Linked DNA regions of Mus musculus: region 1 is linked to region 2. A link is a loop called in an ENCODE intact Hi-C map of the cell type or tissue named here. Cell type or tissue: left cerebral cortex. All regions are shown on one strand. Links, peaks and the distances in the headings refer to the core of each region. The heading gives the core; the rest is flanking DNA.

The links. Hi-C counts contacts between places; a loop is a spot of excess contacts. Peaks named below come from ENCODE experiments on the same cell type or tissue, not always from the same donor. Only the 100,000 strongest peaks of a DNase experiment are listed, where the experiment ranks them.
Region 1: a loop joins it to region 2, with 1.9 times the contacts of the local background. A loop is called at or near these places in 2 of 42 quality-filtered maps.

The regions. Positions count from the first base shown.
Region 1 is chr15:97,987,144-97,997,610 of GRCm38, reverse strand. Col2a1 (collagen, type II, alpha 1) reads left to right here. Exons shown (of 54, transcript NM_031163.3): 8 at 222-299; 9 at 919-963; 10 at 1,069-1,122; 11 at 1,455-1,508; 12 at 2,198-2,251; 13 at 2,542-2,595; 14 at 2,690-2,743; 15 at 3,023-3,067; 16 at 3,541-3,594; 17 at 6,223-6,267; 18 at 6,645-6,698; 19 at 8,227-8,325; 20 at 8,619-8,663; 21 at 8,751-8,849; 5 more. It overlaps Gm46536 (a long non-coding RNA gene), which reads right to left and starts at 6,200. Exons shown (of 2, transcript XR_001781760.2): 1 at 1,358-6,200; 2 at 1-736. In left cerebral cortex, for the core only: a CTCF peak has its summit at 5,093; a DNase peak (open chromatin) is centred at 4,521; H3K4me3 peaks cover 559 bases.
Region 2 is chr15:98,051,008-98,061,474 of GRCm38, reverse strand. Senp1 (SUMO1/sentrin specific peptidase 1) reads left to right here. Exons shown (of 18, transcript NM_144851.5): 10 at 1,521-1,559; 11 at 2,487-2,571; 12 at 3,124-3,279; 13 at 4,515-4,646. Among named protein-coding and RNA genes, the nearest start is that of Gm25668, 14 kb to the left of the region's middle. In left cerebral cortex, for the core only: a CTCF peak has its summit at 5,965; a DNase peak (open chromatin) is centred at 5,978.

The DNA.
Region 1 (10,467 bases), core at 3,851-6,350, 63 kb after region 2:
GTGAGGGACCGGGACCACCACAAATAACACTTGACTTTCCAAGGAAGTGATTCTACCACTGTCGCAAGGGCACACTCCCAAAACGTTGTCAGATCCCTTTGGCAATTCTGACCAACGCTGCTCGGCTAGTCCCTGATAACCAGAGACTAGGTAGAACTCCGAGCAATTAGGAATGACACCAGGGCCTCTCAGCCCCCTAACACGGCTCTGTTGCTTTGCAGAACTTCGCGGCTCAGATGGCTGGAGGGTATGACGAGAAGGCTGGTGGTGCCCAGATGGGAGTCATGCAAGGGCCCATGGTAGGATTCCAGTTCTGTGCTGACCGGACGGGAGGAGGGCACCTTTCGCAAAGCCAGAGACCCAGCAACCTCTGCCTTCGCCGATGATTTAGGGCATCTCATTTCCATCAGCTATGGGAAACCTCTCATTTAACCCTGGGGAGTTTGGTTTTTAATGGTGATGGATGCCAGTCTGGATGACGCTCTAGTGTGTCTAGGAGGAAGGGGGACGGAGTGATGCACAGAGCCGATGTATTAGGGGGCTGGTTGCCACTGCTCTTGGAAGGAGAACTGAAGAATGCAGACAGCAGCGACTGTTCTTCAGCATCCACCAGGCTTCCAGCAGGAAATCTCACCCTGCAGCGATGGCTTGGCACATGCTAAATGAAATTCAGACTTTAGTAAACATGGCCGCCATCCAGGAGGGAGCAAGGCCAGCGTCTCGGTCCAAATGGGGCCTATAAATAAAGATAGATGGTTGAGTGGGGAGTGGGAAAGAAGAGGGAGCAGCCGCTGGAGTCCCTTTGCCCCTCCCCCTCCTGCTCCCTTACTATCTTCTTGTCCCTCTTCTAAGATGGAATCCTAGAAGCCAATGATAAAGCGGGCCAGTAAGCGTCTCGTTTTTTCTGTTCCAATGCAGGGCCCCATGGGACCCCGTGGACCCCCAGGCCCTGCCGGTGCCCCCGTAAGTGTTCAGTCTTTTCCTCTTGGGGGCGCTGTAGATGCTCATCATCCACATGACGGCGGCACAGCTTGGAGGTCAACATGGCGTCCTTATTTCCCCTTTTAGGGCCCTCAAGGATTTCAAGGCAATCCTGGTGAACCTGGCGAGCCTGGTGTCTCTGTGAGTACCACAGGCTACCCTCTCCCAGGAGGCTCTGGGGACAATCTTCTACCCAAGCTACCGTCTGCTCCCAGGCTCTGCCAGCCCTTTCCCACAATGGGAGTGCCTTACCCACGGGGCACAACGGCAGAGAATCAATATGGCAGGAACTCCATCGGGACACTTCCCCTTAGGGGTCGCCAGCCTGCGCAGTCCCCTCCTCCCACCATGATCTGCTTTACAGTTTTGTTACTACCTTTTTGTCTCTCTTCCTTGTAGAGTAACTAGCTTCCAAAGCGACCGCCTCGAGTTGTGTTTCCCTTCCAACCAGGTCTTGAATTCTCTATTTGTAGGGTCCCATGGGTCCCCGAGGTCCTCCTGGCCCTGCTGGAAAACCTGGTGACGACGTGAGTAGACCCAAGAAGCCCCAGACCCAGAGAGAGGATGTGCTGGGGCTTGGGGTAGAGAGACGTCCTGAGGAACCAGGCTAGCCAGTCCTAAATTCCAGCTATCTACCACCCACATATCCTTTATTTGCATCTCAGCTTGCCAGATCCCTGGGGATCCCTTTAGATCCCACAAGAAGGAGAGTAATTAAAACATCATTAACTTCGGGAAGAGAAATGAGAAAGGAGAGAGCCAGCCGGGATGGGAGGACTCAAAGCACAGCGGTATAGAGTAGAAAAACAAAGCAAGAGTCGGTCAACAAACAGGCTACCATCATCTCAATTGTAAATGAGATAGACAAACTCAGCCTGAGCCAGAATGTCTACAGAGGAGGGGGACATAAAAAAATAGAGAGAAGAGCTGGCTTTCTTGAGCTTTTTTTTATGACTGGCAGCACACAGCAAGGCCTCTGGAGATCAGGGCATACAGGCCAGTCCACAGGGCTCTGGAGAGGGGACCAGACGCTTGCTGGGGACAGTGGAGTGAGGGCCCAGGAACTTGCCAAGGGATAAACCACAGAGGCATTCTGGGTCACGGGCATCTGCAGGAAGGGCGTGGTCAAGGTGGGCAGATAGGCAGATGCCCAGCCGTGGAGTGAATACGCTCAAGAGACTGCCAAGAAAAATGAGATGCCTCTCTTTCTGTTCAGGGTGAAGCTGGGAAGCCCGGAAAGTCTGGGGAAAGAGGCCTCCCTGGCCCTCAGGTAAAGCTTCATCTTCCTCGCTCTCACAGGCTTTTCCAGTCTCCCTCTGAGTCCATATGGCTCACTCGTCTTGGTTAGCTCACGGTACTAACGGTACTGTGTACGTAATGCCTTCACGCTGGATACCGTGTTTGTATGATCACAAGGTGATGCTCTGGGTTGGGCTGAAGGAGCTGTGGACACACCTGGATGCCTGTTTCTGTAGGCCTGAGGGAGCTGGACTTGCAGTCTATCCAGCAGCCTTCACCCAATCTCTGCTTTCCTCTGAGTACCTCCTCTTGGTATTGCAGGGTGCTCGTGGATTCCCAGGAACCCCGGGTCTCCCCGGTGTCAAGGGTCACAGAGTAAGTATCATGGGATAGGATGTTTGGGGGTTATGCACACTATTTCCTGGGTGGGCTCCCAGACATGTGACGGAACCCTCGTCCTGTTTCCCAGGGTTACCCAGGCCTCGACGGTGCTAAGGGGGAAGCTGGTGCTCCGGGTGTGAAGGTAAAGGGGCCACAAGACACACAGGGGGTGGCGGTAGGGGACAACTGTCCAGTCAAGGCGGCGCTGATGGGGTCGGGAGTTAGAACATAGCTGGGAACACCCAGTCTACATCTTGGTACATGAGCAGCAGGCCTTAGAGTTTGGGGACATCGTCTCTCCCCGGACTGAAATTGACATGTCTCAGGCCTAATTGAGCCAGCCAGACCTATCGATGACTTACCTAGGAAGTTTCTGGAAGCCAAGACTCCAGACACTGACCCTATATGTCTCTTTCTCCAGGGTGAGAGTGGTTCCCCTGGTGAGAACGGATCCCCGGGCCCAATGGTGAGTATGAGAGTCACCCCTGGGGAAGCCACCCCACACTCTTAAGACTCCCGAAACACCTGTCAGACAGCTACCCTGCAAACAGCAGCATTTCCTCCTTCATGCACTCATGCAAAGCTGTTCGCACAGATTTATCCGATTATGAGCCAACCCAACCTGCAGCGTAGATTGTTCAACATTTCACACGCCCTTCCTCGAAACAGGAACAGTTAGGCACGTTTAAAGCACATTTCAGTTACTCTTAAAAAAAAATCTGTTTGTCTTCAATGATTTGGGTGACTCATCTGTTTTGAGAACCGAGCTGCATTCTCCATAGGAAGGGGCAGGAAGACACAGGGGTCTCCCTGAAGGAACCCCTGTGTCCTGGGAGCAGGATCTAGGGTCGAGATGGGGCCACCGTGGGTGGGAAGAAGTCATGACGCAGACCATCATTATGCCAACTCACACTTAAACCGCGCTGGTGTGTGTTGCAGGGTCCCCGTGGCCTGCCTGGTGAGAGAGGACGGACTGGCCCTGCTGGTGCTGCTGTGAGTAACCCCCAAAGCCCGGTGCCACCACACGCTCAACACTTTACAGCTTACAAGTAAATTTCTCTTGACCCTCAAATCAACTCAGTGGTAACCCCAGCCAGGAGGGACGTACCTATCTATAATCATAGTACCCAAGAAGCTGAGTTCCTGAATCATAAGTTCAAGGCCAGCCTGCGCCACACATAAGACCTTTCTCCACACTCCACCCCCCAATACCTAATAAACAACAAAATCCAACTTGGTGAGGATTAGGGCGCATCATCATACCAGAACTTTCTATCCTGAGGTTTCCTACGCCCAATCTTCAGGTGGGGTGGGGCCTGCAGGGTGGAAGGAGGGCGTACTATAGGAGAGTATGCTGGTGAGAGTCCTCTTCCGGAGTCGGGATCCTTCAGGTCACCCCTTCAATAGCCTCTGCTCCTTCCTGAGCCGTGCATGTTAGAGTTCAGGATCAGGCTTAGATGGTGCCAGCCCTCTATGCTATACACTCTGCCCTCTCTCTCGATTCCGCGCCCTTGATGCGGTTCTGAGTAGTGTCGAGATAGGACACCAGCGGCATCCACCTCGTGACCCTTGATTTAGAACCTGGCTTGCTTCTCTTTGTCTAATCTTCCCCCTCATTCTGTGAACTTGAATCTCTCGTTCCCATTTTAGAGAAGAGGGAACTGAGTCCCCGGGGAAGAATAACTAGCTTAAGACAGACTGTGTACCGAGGGCCCAGAACCATGAGCTAAAGGACTGGCAGGCAGTGGAGGGCATGGGTGCCAGCGAGAGGCCGTTATCTTGGCTCCCCAAGCAATAGAGAAGCCTTGTAGGTGCTTGGTCAGGCGAGTGATGTGATGAACGGCGCGCTTAAGAAAGATTCCGGCTTTCTATTGGTCTGCAACCCAGCCAACCAAGTTTTACGGCTTTCTATTGGTCTACACCCAGCCAACCAAGCTCAGAGGCCCCTCCTCCTAGGTCCTTGCAGGGCAACTGTAAGCAGCTGCTTTCCAGGCCGTGCATCTGGGCGGGAAAGTTCCCTCAGGAGCAGGTCTGTGAAACCAGCAGCCTGCACTCGCACTGCCAACCAGAGCTGGCCAAAGGCCTCGCCCCAGGGGCGCTTTGTATGAAAGGAAGGAAGCTCTGGGCCTGCTGCTTCTGCAGAGTCGGGAGACCCTGGCCTGGGGATTTTAACGAGGCTCAAACCCAGACTGGCTCACTCACTGCCTCTCGCATTGTCTCTCCTTCTTCCCAGACACAAGCCCCAGTTCTTGGTTTTCCTTGGTGGTCTCGTCCACAAAGCAGTGGCAGCGCTGTTAGGAGATTCTGTTTAGAATGTTCTCTACATGTGTGTTGGGCCTTTTGGTGGGAGCGGGGCGGGGCTCCCCACTCTGCCTTGCTGTTTGCTGCGAGGACTCCCAAAGGCCTTCTGAGCCTAGAAGTTGTCCATGTAGGCCTCAGACACAGGCAGCTCAGACTGGGCCCTCTCCCCCTGCCTTGCTCTCTGCTGACTCCTGGAGGGAAGGTACTGTAGGGTTCCCCAGTAACAGAGTTTTCCAGGGCGCTTGGGTCAGGAAATCAGGCTCTGATTTCTCTCTTCCTTCTATTGAGTCTTGCTGTCTCGCCATGCCCCTCCCTCTGGCTGCCAGGCTAGAGGCTCTGGGAAGAGAGATGGCTCACACCAGGAAGGAGACTGAGCACCGCAGAGCATCCTTGCCTTGTGCTTCTGAGAGTCAGAGACGTGCAGAAAGTCCCCCCTTAGCCCCGTGGGTTGTGACTCCCCTGGCTGACCGCTATCTCCAAAAAGACTTACATTATGATTCATAACAGTGGCCAAATTACAGTCGTGAAGGAGCGATGAAAATAATTTTATGATTGTGGCTTGCCACAACGTGAGGAATTGTATTGAAGGGTCACAGTGTTGGGAAAGCTGAGAGCCACTGGCTTAGCCTTTTGGGTCTGGGAGGGACCCAGTCCTAGACCTGGATGTGCCTAACATAGCGGTTCTTGGAGTTAGAGTACAAATTCTCAAGGGCACTGGAGAAAAATAGAAAGATGTTTTCACCCCAAACCAGTGGAACTCTCGGAGCTCGAGTCTTTTAGAGAAGGGACAACCTCGACCCCACCCCCACCCCCCACCCCCACCCCTGCAAAGCCAAGGGTCTCTGAGATAGGAGCTCAGGCGCGGTTGTAGACAGGGTCTGTCTTCATCGCGGGTCAGGTTCCCGGTCAGCAGGGAACATTGTGGGGGTATTTGTGCTGTCCTGAAGAGCAGCTGACTGGGAGGGACCAGAGGGTAGAGAAGACTTGCTTCTGTTAAGCCAGGATACCCAGCACAGGGGCAGGCTCCTCCTTCCTTCTGTCCGGTTCCTTTGGCCCAGCCCACAGGATTCTTTGAATGATCATTCAGCTTCAAGTCGGGAATACTGGGGACCTAACTGAAGTTTTAGAAGTGACAGGTCTGCTGGGAAGTTGCCCAAGCTTCCTTACCCACGAGGGCCAGTGCCCTGTAGCCCTCTCTCTGTCTGTCTCTCTGCCCCCTTGTACAGATATCCCAGGAAGGTTCCTCTGCTTTGTTCATGCTCAGCCTGGGACACCCCAACACTGTGTTAATTGGCTCCTTTGTGCTATTGCTGTTCACAGGGTGCTCGGGGTAACGATGGCCAGCCAGGCCCCGCTGGACCTCCGGTAAGTTGCTGTCCTTCTTAAGCAGGTGACAGTAGCTGTGCAGCCCTGAAGTCTGTGGGGTTGCCCCTGTACTTTGTGGCAGGAAGGAGGTGGCTCATCCCGTGAGCATGCTGTTGACACTGCAGCCTGACATCCCCTGCTGCCCCTAGCAGTCTCCTCTTTTAAGGAGAGAGGTCAAAGCCCCGTGGCTTCTCACAGACTCAGAAACTCTCCAAGAGGAGCAGGGTGTCTCTCTGGAGGTCTTTGGGGAGAGCAGCCCTGGCAGTTTCTTCTAGCCACAGAGGTGGAAGGAGTGGGAGGTGGGGCGTCTCTCTTTGAGGCCTGGACAGAGTTCACTGACACCCAGCGCTCACCCTCTGTCCCCTTCTTCTCCCCAGGGTCCTGTGGGTCCCGCAGGTGGTCCTGGCTTCCCTGGTGCTCCTGGTGCCAAGGTGAGTGATCTGCTGGTCAAGCTGAGAATCTCAGAGGGTCAGGACACCCAGTCTTCCTGTGGTCCTTGCTAAGGAAGGCTCCTGTTGGCACACATCCCCCCTAGCCTCTCTGTGTGTTTCCAGCATCTCTCTCTGACAGAGTTTGGTTCGGTTGTAGAGGCTGAAGTCCACCTAGTAGTCAAAGATGGGAACCCTCCCCCCCCAGACCCGAGAGAGAGAGAGAGAGAGAGAGAGAGAGAGAGAGAGAGAGAGAGAGAGAGAGAGAGAGAGAGAAGAAGACTAAGGGAGGGGAGGAAGAAGAAAACAAGCCTGGGGGTGGGCAAAAGCTGAGGTACCCAGAAGGAGCTTAAAGGGATAGAGGGGGAGGGGCAGAGGCGAGGCGACTCTTCTGTGCATCCCCTGCCCCTTTCTTATTTCTACTTCACTTGGGGTGCTGGGCTGTTGTTAACCTGGTCCTTCCAGGGATTAATAGAGACCAGCGGGAGGCCAGCCGGCTCAAGGAAAAGCCCCTGTGGCCCGGGAGGGATTCCAGTGTGAACGTCCCTGGGAGTGAGTAAGGAGCCTCCCTGTGTCACTGGCATCAGGTTGCTTTTCTACGCCTGGGGGTTTCCATGGCAACCAGACAGTGTCTGAGGCCCCTGGGAGCCCTGTGAAGGAGACCCATTGTGAAGAGGGACAGCGGAAGGTGAGGGGGGCCTGACCTTTAGAAAATAATAATTACCAAAGTGAAGTAAGAATGCCAGTGTGGAGAAACCTGAGGAGGCTCTGACCTCTCTCCAGGGCAGCAGCCGTCCCCGGAGGAGGCTCCAGTCCAGAGAGCCAGATCACAGAGCTGTGACTTTTAGGAAAAAGAAAGAAGAAAAATAAGAGAGGAAGAGAGAGAGAGAGAGAGAGAGAGAGAGAGAGAGAGAGAGAGAGAGAGAGAGAGAGAGAAGAAAAAGAATTTTTACATGGGGGATAAGGGGCTTCCAGTTAACTTAAAGAAAAGTAGAGCCTGTCTCAGCTTGCTTTCAGCCCTGGCTTCCTGGCACTTCAAACAGGCTGAGGCTCAAGCCTGGAGCAGCTCTGATCACCCAGCAGCCATAAAGAAAGCCACTTCTGAGCTGAGGCTCTGGAGGAGACAGAGTCACCCTTCTGGCTTCTGTTCCTCTGTCAAAGAGAAAACAAAAGGAGGGGAAGGGGGAGTGGAGGCCCATCTGTCCATCATCCCATGGCCCTAAGATGGCAGGTCTCCTAACCCAGGCTTTTCTGCTGGACTGAAGGACCAGCAAGCTGCTTGCTGCTGGAATGCAGTAGGCATCTATCTGTGCAGCTGTGTGTGGGGTCACAGGGCAGGGGTGAGGGTAGAAGAGGCAGGGGTGGGATATCGGCTCTTCATGCTGCTTGGTCAGGTGGGAACAGAAAAGACAGACCCCCATGCATACGCAACTCACTCACAGGAGTGTGAGCACACACAAGAGTCAAGCACACTGGGCCGTGAAGTGCTGCCACCACCACCCCCACTTCAGCCCCCCCACTCTCTTCCCAGGGCGAAGCTGGTCCCACTGGTGCTCGCGGTCCTGAAGGTGCTCAAGGTTCTCGTGGCGAGCCTGGCAATCCTGGGTCCCCTGGGCCTGCAGGTGCTTCTGTAAGTTCATCTCTTTGGCCTGGAAGGCATGGCATGTGTGGCCTTGTCACAAATGTACATGTCACCTGGAGTCCCAGTCACTGGGACCACTAAATGGTCATGCTGGCCAAACACCTCCCCCTGACATCCACGACTGTCTCCCTTCACCCGTAGTCCACCCCATGAGACAGGCAGGAGGGATGCCCCTGAAGCAGACAGCACTTGTCCCTGACCCCTAGACTGGGGCCCAATGGGCCGAATGGTTGGGTTGTTTCTTTGCTGTTTATTTTATCGCTATACCATCTTCTTGTCAGGGTAACCCAGGGACTGATGGTATTCCTGGAGCCAAAGGATCCGCTGTAAGTATTGTCCCTGGGCTGTGTTCCCAAGGTGGCTTAGTCCCTCCTCATCCTCCTCACGTGCCTCTCTTCTGTTCATGCTGACAGGGTGCTCCTGGAATTGCTGGTGCCCCTGGCTTCCCTGGGCCCCGTGGCCCTCCCGGTCCTCAAGGTGCAACTGGTCCCCTTGGCCCCAAAGGTCAGGCGGTAAGAGCCCAAAAAGATTGGCAGGTCCTACCTACAGGCTCCTCTTTTCTGTGCCCTCCTGCTCACCGTAGGAGGCTTCTGGGAGGAGGGTGAGCAGACTCTATGGAGAGAAGCCAGTGCGAGCATATTTCTTTCTTTCACGTAGGGTGAACCTGGCATTGCTGGCTTTAAAGGTGATCAAGGCCCCAAGGGAGAGACTGTGAGTATCTGCCCTCAAGACTTTGTTTTCTTTGCTGTAGCTCTGCCCACAGGTCACCCTTCTGCCCCCGCTGTGCCCCCTCCCCACAGCCACTTCCCATCCCGGGCTCTCTCCTGCTGTCCCTGGAGAAGGGAGTGAAGTAGGGTAGAGAAGACCCTGACACAGCCTCCTCTCCTGGTTCGAATAGCTTGAGTTCCAAGCCATCTCTTCCTCTTGGGCTGTTTCTGGCCCCCAGACCCAATGGCTGACCCTTTAACCCCCTTGGCCAAGCCCCGAAACATTTCCAAGGCCCCTTCCTCTGCACACCAGGCCAGTGCTTTCCCCAAGGCTAGGTGGAAACCTCATCCCACCCCTCTTGTGCTTGTCTTCAGGGACCTGCTGGGCCCCAAGGAGCCCCTGGCCCCGCTGGTGAAGAAGGCAAACGAGGTGCTCGAGGAGAGCCGGGTGGTGCTGGACCAATCGGACCCCCTGGAGAGAGAGTAAGTAGGCAAGGAGCTCCAGCTCACAGGCCCGCTGCTCCGTGGCTCATCCTTTCTTCCACACCCAATGACTTTTCTGGATAACGTGGCTCTTCTCTTCCCCATCCAACACCAGGGTCACAGCATCCTCATGCTGTCTGCACCCTCTGTCCCAAGGGTGGCATAAAACAGTAGCTTCTTCCCAGAGAGGTGGGAGCAGGCCCTGGACGGACATTAGCTTCTCTGACTCACGGGCGGTGTCTACCGCCCCACAGTCACTGTGGTGGGAGGTGGAGGGGACAGACCCCTGGAGCCTGGTGGGACTCCTTCCAGGCATGCTGATGAAAAGCATCCTCATCCCCTGCCTCGTCCCTTCTCCCTAGGGTGCTCCTGGCAACCGTGGATTCCCAGGTCAAGATGGTCTGGCAGGTCCCAAGGTGAGTGGAGGAGGAGAGGCCTGGTCCCTGCCTGTTTCCCTAGTTACAGAGCATCCCATGGACTTCCTGTCTCCTCTGGTATAGGGTGCCCCTGGAGAGCGAGGGCCCAGTGGCTTGACTGGTCCCAAGGGAGCCAACGGTGACCCGGGTCGTCCTGGAGAACCTGGTCTTCCTGGAGCCAGGGTAAGGTGGATACTACACAGACCCCCACACCCTTCCCACCTGCATCCTCTAAGCTGTGCTGCCTGAATTGGAAGATTTGGGGCCTGTCCCCCTCCCCCACCCCGAATAACCTTGGTCTCTTCTCTCTCCCTAACCAAGGGTCTTACCGGTCGCCCTGGTGACGCTGGTCCTCAAGGCAAAGTTGGTCCTTCTGTAAGTCTATTAGCCTGAGTGAGGTTCCTGGGAGGATAAATAAGGGATTATCGTCCAGTAGATGGTGGGAAGAGAGAAGGGAGTTTGGGTGAGGGCAGTCTAGGACTTTGTACATTTTGTGAAGGGGTAAGAGACACATGGTCGGTTTT
Region 2 (10,467 bases), core at 4,644-7,143:
TCAGAAAACTTGCTCTGAGGACCTCAAAGGTCTCCTTTGGAAAAGAGTTCGTTCTTGTATTTGTTTCTGTGATAGATCTCTTAGTTAGAGATTTGCAAGGAGATAAAGCACTTGAGAGGGAGCAAAGCTGTTGGAACAGTCAACATAGCTGTGACTCCTCAGTGTTCCTCATTGGGTTTGTCTACAAGAGCCTGTGGAATGGAATAGGCCTGCGATCCTTGGAGCAGAGCTGCCTGCTGTGTCTCCACCTTGGCTCATTGACGCCTTAGCCAATTTGTTGTGCGATATTTTGTGGATGGAGATTTTTACTATGTACTTTTATTTGATTGGATATGTGTAAATGTCACTTTTATTCTTCTGTTGTCATTGTTGTCCGGGAGGCTTTCTGCCTCTGTCTGCTAACCTAGGCCTTGTCTGGGAGCTAAGCTTCTAGCCTCCATACATTCTTATCTAGGCCTGGAATGTTTCAGCCTCTGAGACTTGCTGAATAGGCTCCCCTTCCTAGTTCTTCCTGATCTCTGGCTGGCTGGTTCAGCTCAGCTGTTCTGCCTCAAGCTCCTCTCCCACCTGACTGATTCAATTGGGCTTTTCTTTCAGCCTCTGAATTGCTCTGCTTGGCCTCAGACTAACTCTAGCAGTCGTTTTTAGGCTTCTGGCTCCTTCTCATTCTCTTGCTTGATCTGTCTTCACCTCTGTCTTACTTGTTCTCGCTTCAATCTGTCTCTGTAAGACTCTTCAGGTAAAGCTGCCTCCTTCTCCCGCTGTGCTGCTCCATTCTCCCTCTCAACTCGGCTGCACTGCTCCCCACGAACTCGACTGTATTCCTCTGCAGCTCTCTCCCTCCTGTACTGTCTGCCTCTCCTTTAAGTAGCTTCTCTTTCCTTTTCTCCTGAAGGTTGGGTATCTCCTATTCTGTCACATCTGTCTCTGATTCATCCCTTTGTCTGCCACTCAGTTAGACATCACTTTCATACATGGGTGCTTCCTTCTACAAACTAATTTACTTTCATTGTTTGGGATTAAAGGTGTGTGCTAAGGGCTGAGCCACACCCTAACTATAAAATATCCTGTAACAGGTTCAAATATTCTGTAACAGATATGTTTTGACTCAGACTGGGAAGTCCAAGAATTTAAAAATTTGGTTAAATCTTTTAAGAATTCTGTCAGCCTGCACCATTTGGGAACAGTAACTTTCTATCTTAATTTATCCTCTTAGAAGAGGGATTTTTTTTTTTTAACATATGTTATTCTCTCCTACAATTATCTTGAGAGCTGGGCTAAATAAACTTCATTCTCCTCTAATCTTTAGGTCATCTTTTTAGTACATGTGTATTAATTATGTTCTTTAATTTTAATTAGATTCAATTAAAATTCAAATTAGTTACTTTGTATCAATTGAATAGCTTTTATCCCATAATTACAAAGGAGTCCTACAAACTGTTGAAATGATTATTTTTGTTTGTGAAAATATTCTAATTTCCTCCTAACCTCTTCTGCTTATTTTCTTTTCCCACCTATAGCCCTACGTTCTTCCAGGCAGAGCTATGGATCAAAGAATTGTAAGTTATTATTTTTTGATACTATTTTTTCTTCTCATTTCATTTTCATTTACGAAGAAATCAAACAACCAGCGGTTTATTTTAATTGTTTTTACTCAGTAAGAAATACCTATCTGTACTCTTCAGCTATTGGGTTTTTAAGATTCTCTTAGAGTTAAAATATTTAGGTTTTTTTTTCTTTCAGATTTTATTTATTTGTATTTTATGTGTGTTTTGCCTGCATGTGTGTGCGTCTTGTGCGTGCAGTGCCCACAGAGACCAGAAGCGACTGTGGGCCAGCATATGGGTGCTAGGAACTGAACCCAAGTCGTCTGGAGTTCTTGACCATTGCGCCATCTCTCTAGCCTCAGTTAGGAGATGTCTGTTCTCATATTTGTCAACTACGTAACAGTTGTTGAAGCTAAATTGAATTGGAAAATATTCCAAAGTTATCTATGTAAAGAATAAAGTAAATGCCTTTATTATTACATACACTGTTGAGTTATTAGAGAGTTTGAGAAATAACTGAAAACATTTAGTTTCAAGTGCCAAACCTGTTCAGTTTTCTTCAGCCCTTGGTCCTTGTAAGTCTAAGTACATAATATTTAGCTGCTGTCTTGACAATATACTCTCTTATTCTGTGGGGCTCAGTTCTGCTTTTGGATATTTAGAGTTTAGCTTCACTCTCACCAGTCTTATTAAGAGGTATGCTTTTGAAATAGGACTATGCATTACAAATACCCACAGAAGTCACACTAATTATATTTAAATTAGTCCGGTAAAAGTGATAAATTACCGTGTTTTACTGCATCTTGAACTGTAAATGTAGTGAGGTCTGAGTGGAGTTCCTGTATGCGTGAGCTGCTCACTACTGGTGACTTACTGTGTGTAGCCGAGACGTGCTCAGTGCTCAGACACTGATCTGCCTGGGTTGCTTTCATTTCCTAGAACTAGCGTTTATGACTCTCGAGCTCGGGAAAGATTGCGCCGGATTGAAGAGCAGAAAGCATTGGCACTACAGCTTCAAAACCAGGTAAAAAACTCTTGGAAAAGACTCAGGTTCCATTTCCAGCACTCAATGGCAGTTCACAGCCACCAGAAACTCCAGTTGCAGGGAATCTGGCACCCTCGGAAACCAGGCACCCATTTGGTATAAATGCATACACACGGGCAAAGCACTCCCTTCTAAAAAATAAAAATAACCCAGGGGGGGTGGTGCATGCCCTTAGTCCCAGCACTGGGAGGCAGAGACAGGCCGATCTCTGTGAGTTTGAAGCCAGCTTGTACTACAGGGTGAGTTCCAGGACAGCTAGAAACCCTGTTTCAAAAAGCCTAGATAGATAGATAGATAGATAGATAGATAGATAGATAGATAGATAGATAGATGAATAAATCTTTTTTGAAGAAAATTATAAAATAAATAGCACCTCCAGGTTGAAACTGTTGGTGAGGTTACCTCTACCTGAGTTACGCTGTTTGCTTATATAGTAGTGTAGAATTTATAAGTGGCTCATGTCCCAGAGTGACTCACCAGAGGTCAAATAGGAGACTTCTTTGTCCCGCTTATTGTAAATTCTGTCTGCAGCGACTGCAGGAGCAGGAACATGCAGTACTTGACTCCGTAGAGCTTCACCTTCGTGTGCCTCTTGAAAAGGAGATTCCTGTCACAGCTGCCCAAGAAACCAGGAAAAAAAGCCACCAGCTGACTGACAGTGAAGACGAATTTCCTGAAATTACAGAGGTAAAGAAGAGACTGAAAATGTCTGCAGTGGAGCTGGGTGTGATGGCGGGCACCTTCAACCCAGCACCCTGCAAGCAGAGGCAGGTACAGCTCTGCCTTTGAGGCCAGCCTGGTCAACACCAGTGTTCCAGACCAGTCAGAGCTACCAAGTGAAACCCTGCCTCAAAACAAAGTTAGCTGAGGGAAGTTTCAAATGTAAGTCAGTAGAGGACCTGACATTTAGATTAATTTAGCTATACTTTTCATTGTATTGGTATAATTATGTACCAGTGTTTATTTTTAAAGGTAATTAAAAGTTGTTCATATGGCTATGGTTGGGTTTTAGCAACTTCAGTGAGAAGGTATGTAGTAAATTTATATTTTATATTTGTTTTTAATACTTTTTTATTTCAAAAAAAATTTTTTTTGTTGTTAGGTTTGGCTTGGGAGATTGCATTCTGTTTTGATTGTAGTGAGGAGACTTGAGCCCACCATTTCCTATATGCTGACATAGGAGATAATTTGATAGTAAATTGTGAGCTGAGAAGTACTATTTCTTTTTTTTTGTTTTGACTTATTTTTTAATGAGCATACAAAGGAATAGATTTCATTATGACTTTTTTATTTATACTTTGTTTTTATAATGTTTCTTTTTAAGCAATAGTAATCCATTATGAAGAATTTGGGAAATACTTAGAAATCTATGTATGTTTTAAAACCTGTTCCTTAATTCATACCTCTTTGAAAAACGTTATTGGACCTGGGTGCAGCTTGGTGCTAGAGTGCTGGCTTCATGTGTGCAGGCTGTGGTCCTGGGTCCAACGCCAGCTGCTCGGGAGCCAGTGAGCAGCACAGACATGGCATAGCCCTACTAAGTTCCATTTTTACACCTTCAAAAGGACGCTGCCTTTACTCCAGGGTGCCTTTTGTAGCTTTTGTTTCTTGGGAGACCATAAGAACCAGAAACATAAAACATAAACCTCTGAAGGAGCTTGGAAGATTTGAGCAAAGGTTGCATCAGTCTTCAGGAAGTGATACAAAAACAAGGATCTGAATGTTGTGTAAAAGGAAAAGCAGGGCAAGGTGGGTGGGAGGTAACCTGGAAGACGACTGCAGGAAGAGAGACTGACCGGTGGCTACAAGTAAGCTGACAGCGGGGAACTAGTAGGCAGGTGACTCGTGCTGAACACAGCCAGGGCACTGATGAGAAACCAGTTTTTTCTGAAACTATTATGTTTGGTCTTTTGTTTTCTTAGGAAATGGAAAAAGAAATAAAGAATGTATTTCGTAACGGTAACCAGGATGAAGTCCTCAGTGAGGCATTCCGCTTGACCATTACACGCAAAGACATTCAGACTCTAAACCATCTAAACTGGCTCAATGATGAGGTAATCTTTTGCTCCCTTTGTATGCAAATAGCAAAAAGGGTGAGAAAACTAAAGGAAGGCGTTACCTCACTGTTCTGCAGATGAGGCTCATAGGCAGCCTCTGTAAACAGAATGGAGCAGAGGAGCTTTGGGGGGAGGTGGGAGGCAGTCGTCCCTCTATGCTGTGTGCTGTCGAGACTGCTGCTTCCATGCTCTCATGCTTCACCACGCTTAAGGCACCTGCTCTGCGGTTGGAATTTCTGAGCAGAGAGTTACTGTCAGAGCGTACTGCTGCGTGAGGGGACTCTTGGGTTTCTAGGCAGGGACCAGGTTTCCTTCCTTCTCATCTGCCTGCCTTAGGTTACTTACGTTGGGCATGGAAGCTTTCTGAAATAATGCTTATTTGAATGTGGTATTTTTAAAGCTGACATCGAGAAAATTAAATTGCTTTTATGTAGTTGATATGTAGCAAGGGGGAATGATTTCACCCCCCAATTTCAATTAAATATATTAATTATGCCATGATTTTTAAATTGATCTATCCTCATCCTAAACCTTAAAAAGGCTGTTTGAGCCAGGCGTGGTGGAGAATGCCTTTTTTCCCAGCACTTGGGAGGCAGAGCCAGGCGGATTTCTGAGTTCGAGGCCAGCCTGGTCTACAGAGTGAGTTCCAGGACAGCCAGGGCTACACAGAAAAACCCTGTCTCGAAAAACCAAAAAAAAAAAAAAAAAAAAAAAGGCTGTTTGATTTGAGAAGGCTTATTTTTCCTTTATTTATTGTGTGCATGTGACAACTTGAACATCTGAAAGGCAAACAAAGCATAGAAGACTAAGAAACTCCCAAGTTCATAGAGCAAATACAAAGCAGACCAGGGCAGTGGTGCTGACTGTAAGCCACTTGCCTCAGCCCCTCAGAACTGGGTCTATTATGGGACTAGATGTATAGCACTTAAGACCATCCAGATGCCCAAGACTCTGAGTTCCTCTGGACCAGCTGAGCTGCTCCATTGTCAGTAGCACTGGCCAGTTTATAAGACAGACTGTGCTTGCTGTTTTTTTCCTTAGAATGATAAGAAACACATGATTTGATGTCTCTGTTAGAAACCTCACTCACATCTTTTGACTCCTCGGATAATGGAACGCTGGATTAAATGACAGTAGAGAAGAGCTCACAAAATTAAAAGAGGAAAACAAAAACCAATAATGATCAAAAGTATCCTCCTATGCATTGTTTTTGATGTGTGATCATTCACCATTTCTCTTCCCCTGCCAACTGCTGGAGAGGAGAGTCAGTCATTCCACAAGGACCGCAGCCTTTGTTTGTTATAAGTTATGCAAAACCTAGGGGGCAGCAGTGAGTCGGACATAGGCTGAATTCTTGCCCTTCACTGTGGCAGATACCTCAGAGAGTCCGTACAGAGGCAGCATTTATCAGGACAGACTTTCCTTTGCTGCAACCCATTAGAGGCCAGACTGTGAGCATGCAGTTAGTGGGAACTCCGTGATTAGAGTAGATGCAGGGGAGGCAGGATTAGACTGTGAGCATGCAGTTAGTGGGAACTTCGTGATTAGAGCAGATGCAGGGGAGGCAGGGTTCCTTGTCTGCTGCCTACAGTGCTGGGCTGGGGGGAGTGCTTTCAAAGCCACAGTAAGTCACATCTTCAAGATGATAATGAGGACTAGTTTAAGAAGCACCAATTTTAGAGTATAGTATTTCTTAGGTTTAAGTAGCCAACATTTGAGGAACTATTACAGATACTTAAATTGTGATGTTTAATTACAAATACTTAATTCTTTTTCATCAATTATGAATATTCAGTCTTTTACAAGTGCTCATGTGCTTTTCAATTCTATTCTTCCCTCAAATACTCTTGTAAATACCCATTTTTGTTTTGTGGGTCCTGCCAGTATTATAGGATATGTTAAAATTCTCTGCAAAATAAAGTAACTCATAAATTATTCTTACTGTTGACAAACTAATACAGGAAATGAAAAAAATCAGATACAGTTTTTAAAGAAAGTAAAATCTTCCGTAGTCCAAAGGAAGAGGAGGAAGGGAAGTAAAAGAAAGAAAGAAAGAAAGAAAGAAAGAAAGAAAGAAAGAAAGAAAGAAAGAAAGAAAGAGAAAAGAAGGAAGGAAGGAAGGAAAGAAAGAAAGAAAATCCAGGGCCAGCAAGGTAGCCAGGAGGCAAAGGGTTTACTGCCATGCTGCTGACCTGTGTTTGGTTCTCAAAACCACACAGTAGGAGGGAACCAACATCTACCAGTTCTCCTGTGACCTCCGTTCATGTCCGCCATGGTGCAACCATGTCTGTGCATATATACACATATAAATAAATAAGTGTGCTGATGAAAATGAGTAAAATCTAAAAACCCTGAATGGGGCATACATATAAAGCCATTATGCCACTTTTCCCCTGTGGCACCCACAGAGACCAGAAAGGGGGTCTGGATCCCGAGACTGGAGCTGGAGACTCTTGAGAGCCACCATGTGGGGCAGGGAACTGAACTCCGCAGCCTTGGCACAGTGGCCAGTGCTCTTAACTGCTCAGCCAGCTGTCCAGCCCCCTGAACACTGCTTTGTAGATCATTAAATACATTTAGAAATACATGGAAGTAATTTAGGTATTTGTACAGATAAAACTGGTTTTGCTTCTATACAAAATGTATCAATATCTAAACATAAAAATATCTAGACAAAACCATTTTCTTACATATTATGAAGGTACCCCAGTGGTCTCCGAGAGAAGTGAGATTGTGGATGTGGAGATAGACAAAAGGTACAAAGATGACAAGACCATCAGTGAGGTCTAGGATGCTGTCAGGCAGCCTGGTGCAACTGCAGTCTCAGAAGAAAAGCAATCCACAAGGAGGGAGAGATAGAAAGAAGAAAGAGCGCAAACATAAAGATGCACGCGGTAGTAGATTTAACTCAGCCATGTCAGTAGCCAATCAGAGTGATCTAGTCCAGCCCTCTGTGGTAGAAATACAATATGAACCACGCATGTTACTTTAAATTGAGTAGTAGAACCACTTTTAGAAGGGACTGGGGTCTAGTTCAGTGGGTACAGTACTTGACTTGCATACCTGAGGCCCTGGCTTTGCCCTCCAGCAGCAGAAAAAAAGAAAAGTAAAAGAACTAAGTAAATTATATGTAACATGTTTTGTTTAACCCATTTATATACAAAATATGTCATTTTTGGTTTGTAGTCCATATTAAAATATTAATGAGTTGTTTTACTTTCTCTTTAAAATAGGATGTAAATTCTATATCTTAGTTGGTGATAATCGCAGCCCAAGCACCTTAACCTGGCCTAGTTGCTGCTATATGGACAGGCGTAAGTGAGAACAAGCACTGAGCAGAGGGGCTGAGACTGGAAAGGAGACTGTCTGTAAGCAGCACCCTTCACTGCACTGCTGGGGCTGAGCCCCAGACAGACCTGGGTGCCTTAGACTCTGTGTGCTTTGTATCGAGACACATGACAACCATGCAAGATCTTATTCTGAAAGTGAGGAGACAGATAGGATTATAAACTAAAGGATGAGAACAGTTGTGTCATGCAAACACTAATAAAAAAAGTGAGTCTATTAAGAGTCTACAAGGTTTAGTCTGGAGTGAGCACTGTTAGCAGTGATAGTAATTTCACAGTAATAGGGAAAGCTTCACAGCCCAAATAAAATACATTTAATCACACACTGAAAACGTGTGCAGTGCAGCTGGTGGAACTGGAAGGAGGAAGACACAAAGCTGTGTGCCCTCAGAGGCTTGAGTGCTCTCTCCCTGACGCTGGTAGAGCAGACAAGTGCCCCGGTGTGAAGAGGCGTTGGGACTGCAGCCTTCCCTGTGCTCATTTGGCCTCCAAGAACCTAGTCTCCACGCATTATTAAGGACCAGTTACATGGGTGAACTGGAGACTGGAAACTAGCCAGAAGATATGGCTGCCCCTTTTGGGCGTGTGTGTGTGTGTGTGTGTGTGTGTGTGTGTTTGTGTGTGTGTTTGCAAGCTCATACTAATTATTACCAGTTGTTTTCCAAGTAAATACTGAGATATTGAAAGATGGTACTTGTAACTTCACCTGGGAAGGAAAGGCCATGGCCATGGGGGCAATCACAGCAAATGTGAGAATCGTTTGCTAAAGGGGGAATTAAGGTAGTGCGTCCATAACGGACACGTATACAGCCAAGCGGCTGGGCTACCATTCGGAAGCTTCATCTTTGAAGAAGATGCCTTTCAGCTTTCCAGGGTTGCAGTAGGCTTGTGGATTCAGACAGTCTCGCTACTTGATTGGGTGTGGGAAGTAAAGTAAGGCTGTACGGAGGCACTGGGCCCCGTGGGTTTTACAGCAGACTTGAGAGCTAGAACTGGAGCTCATGCTGACCTGAGACACAGTGCTTAGTGCAAGTCCAGGCATGGTTTTATTCAGCGGTAGAGCTCCTGCCTCCCAAGCACAAGGCTCTGGCCTTGACCCTCAGTACCACACACACAGTAATGGTCACAGCCGGTCATTCTCTCCAGTGGACGGATCCCCATGATGCTCGGCTAGAGAGGCCACAGCCCACAAAACTTTACACTGGGACTAGGAGGGTCTTTATAGGGAAGAAGTCATCTGCATGAGAGGGAAGAGACTAGGAAGCAGAGGGGACCTGGGTAAGTGGGTAGGTAGACTGCCAGCTGTGATGTTCCCATGGCAGTGAGACAGACCATCAGAGTGAAGCTAATGTTTCCAGGGTGACGCTCAGGCTTTCTTACACATCCTCTGCAGTGTTCTCCAAACTCCCTCTGATAAGCCAGGACCTTATGCAAGGTCATATGGGAAAGAGTAATTATTCTCCATAAGTATAGGTGTTGCCTGCCTGTCCTCTTTAAAATACATTAGCAGTATTTCTGGGTATTTGTTCTTGAAATTACACATAAGGAGACAAAGTCATGTGTACAGTGGGGAAGCTGTATTTTTACCATGATAAGGTGGTCTCTGAGCATAATAGTCACGTGCTTCTGTTTTGTTATCTTCCTGTCTCAATGTCTGCTCGGGAAGTCTGTTGGAACTTTTCTTCCTGAGACAAGCAGTGTGGGTCAGCGTAGCTATGGGAGAGCTGAAGAGTTAAACAACACGCCGTTGCTAGGAATAGGATACTTCTGGATTTGTCTGCTTTATTGGGCAAGAAAAAAAAGAGATACCAATGATCATTTATGTCATCATGGTAACGTTCATGGAGAAAAAACCTCCTCAGCTCCCCAGTTTCAGTTTGAAAACACTGTAGAGTTTTCTGGGGCCGAAGAGATGGCTCCGTGTTTAAGACCACTGGATGTTCTTGCAGAAGACCCAGGTTTGCCTTTCAGTATTCACATGGCAGCTTAAAATAGTCCATCTCCAGTTTCAGGGGATCCACATGCAAGTGGTACACAGACAGACATTCAGGCACAACACTGATATGCATAGGTAAATAAATATATATTTTAACTTAAAAACACAACACTAGGGCTGGTGAGATGGCTCAGTGGGTAAGAGCACCCGACTGCTCTTCCGAAGGTCAGGAGTTCAAATCCCAGCAACCACATGGTGGCTCACAACCATCTGTAACAAGATCTGACTCCCTCTTCTGGAGTGTCTGAAGACAGCTACAGTGTACTTACATATAATAAATAAATAAATCTTTAAAATATATATATATATATATATATAAACAAAAAAACAAAAAAACACAACACTAGAATTTTTCTTTACAGAGAGGCTTCTTCCCAGCTTCAGGCTGGCAGCTCATCAAATAGAATAGAAAAGGAGCAAAGACACTATAAACAACTCCCTCCTCAAACAAGGCCGCACAGACAAGCAGATGCTT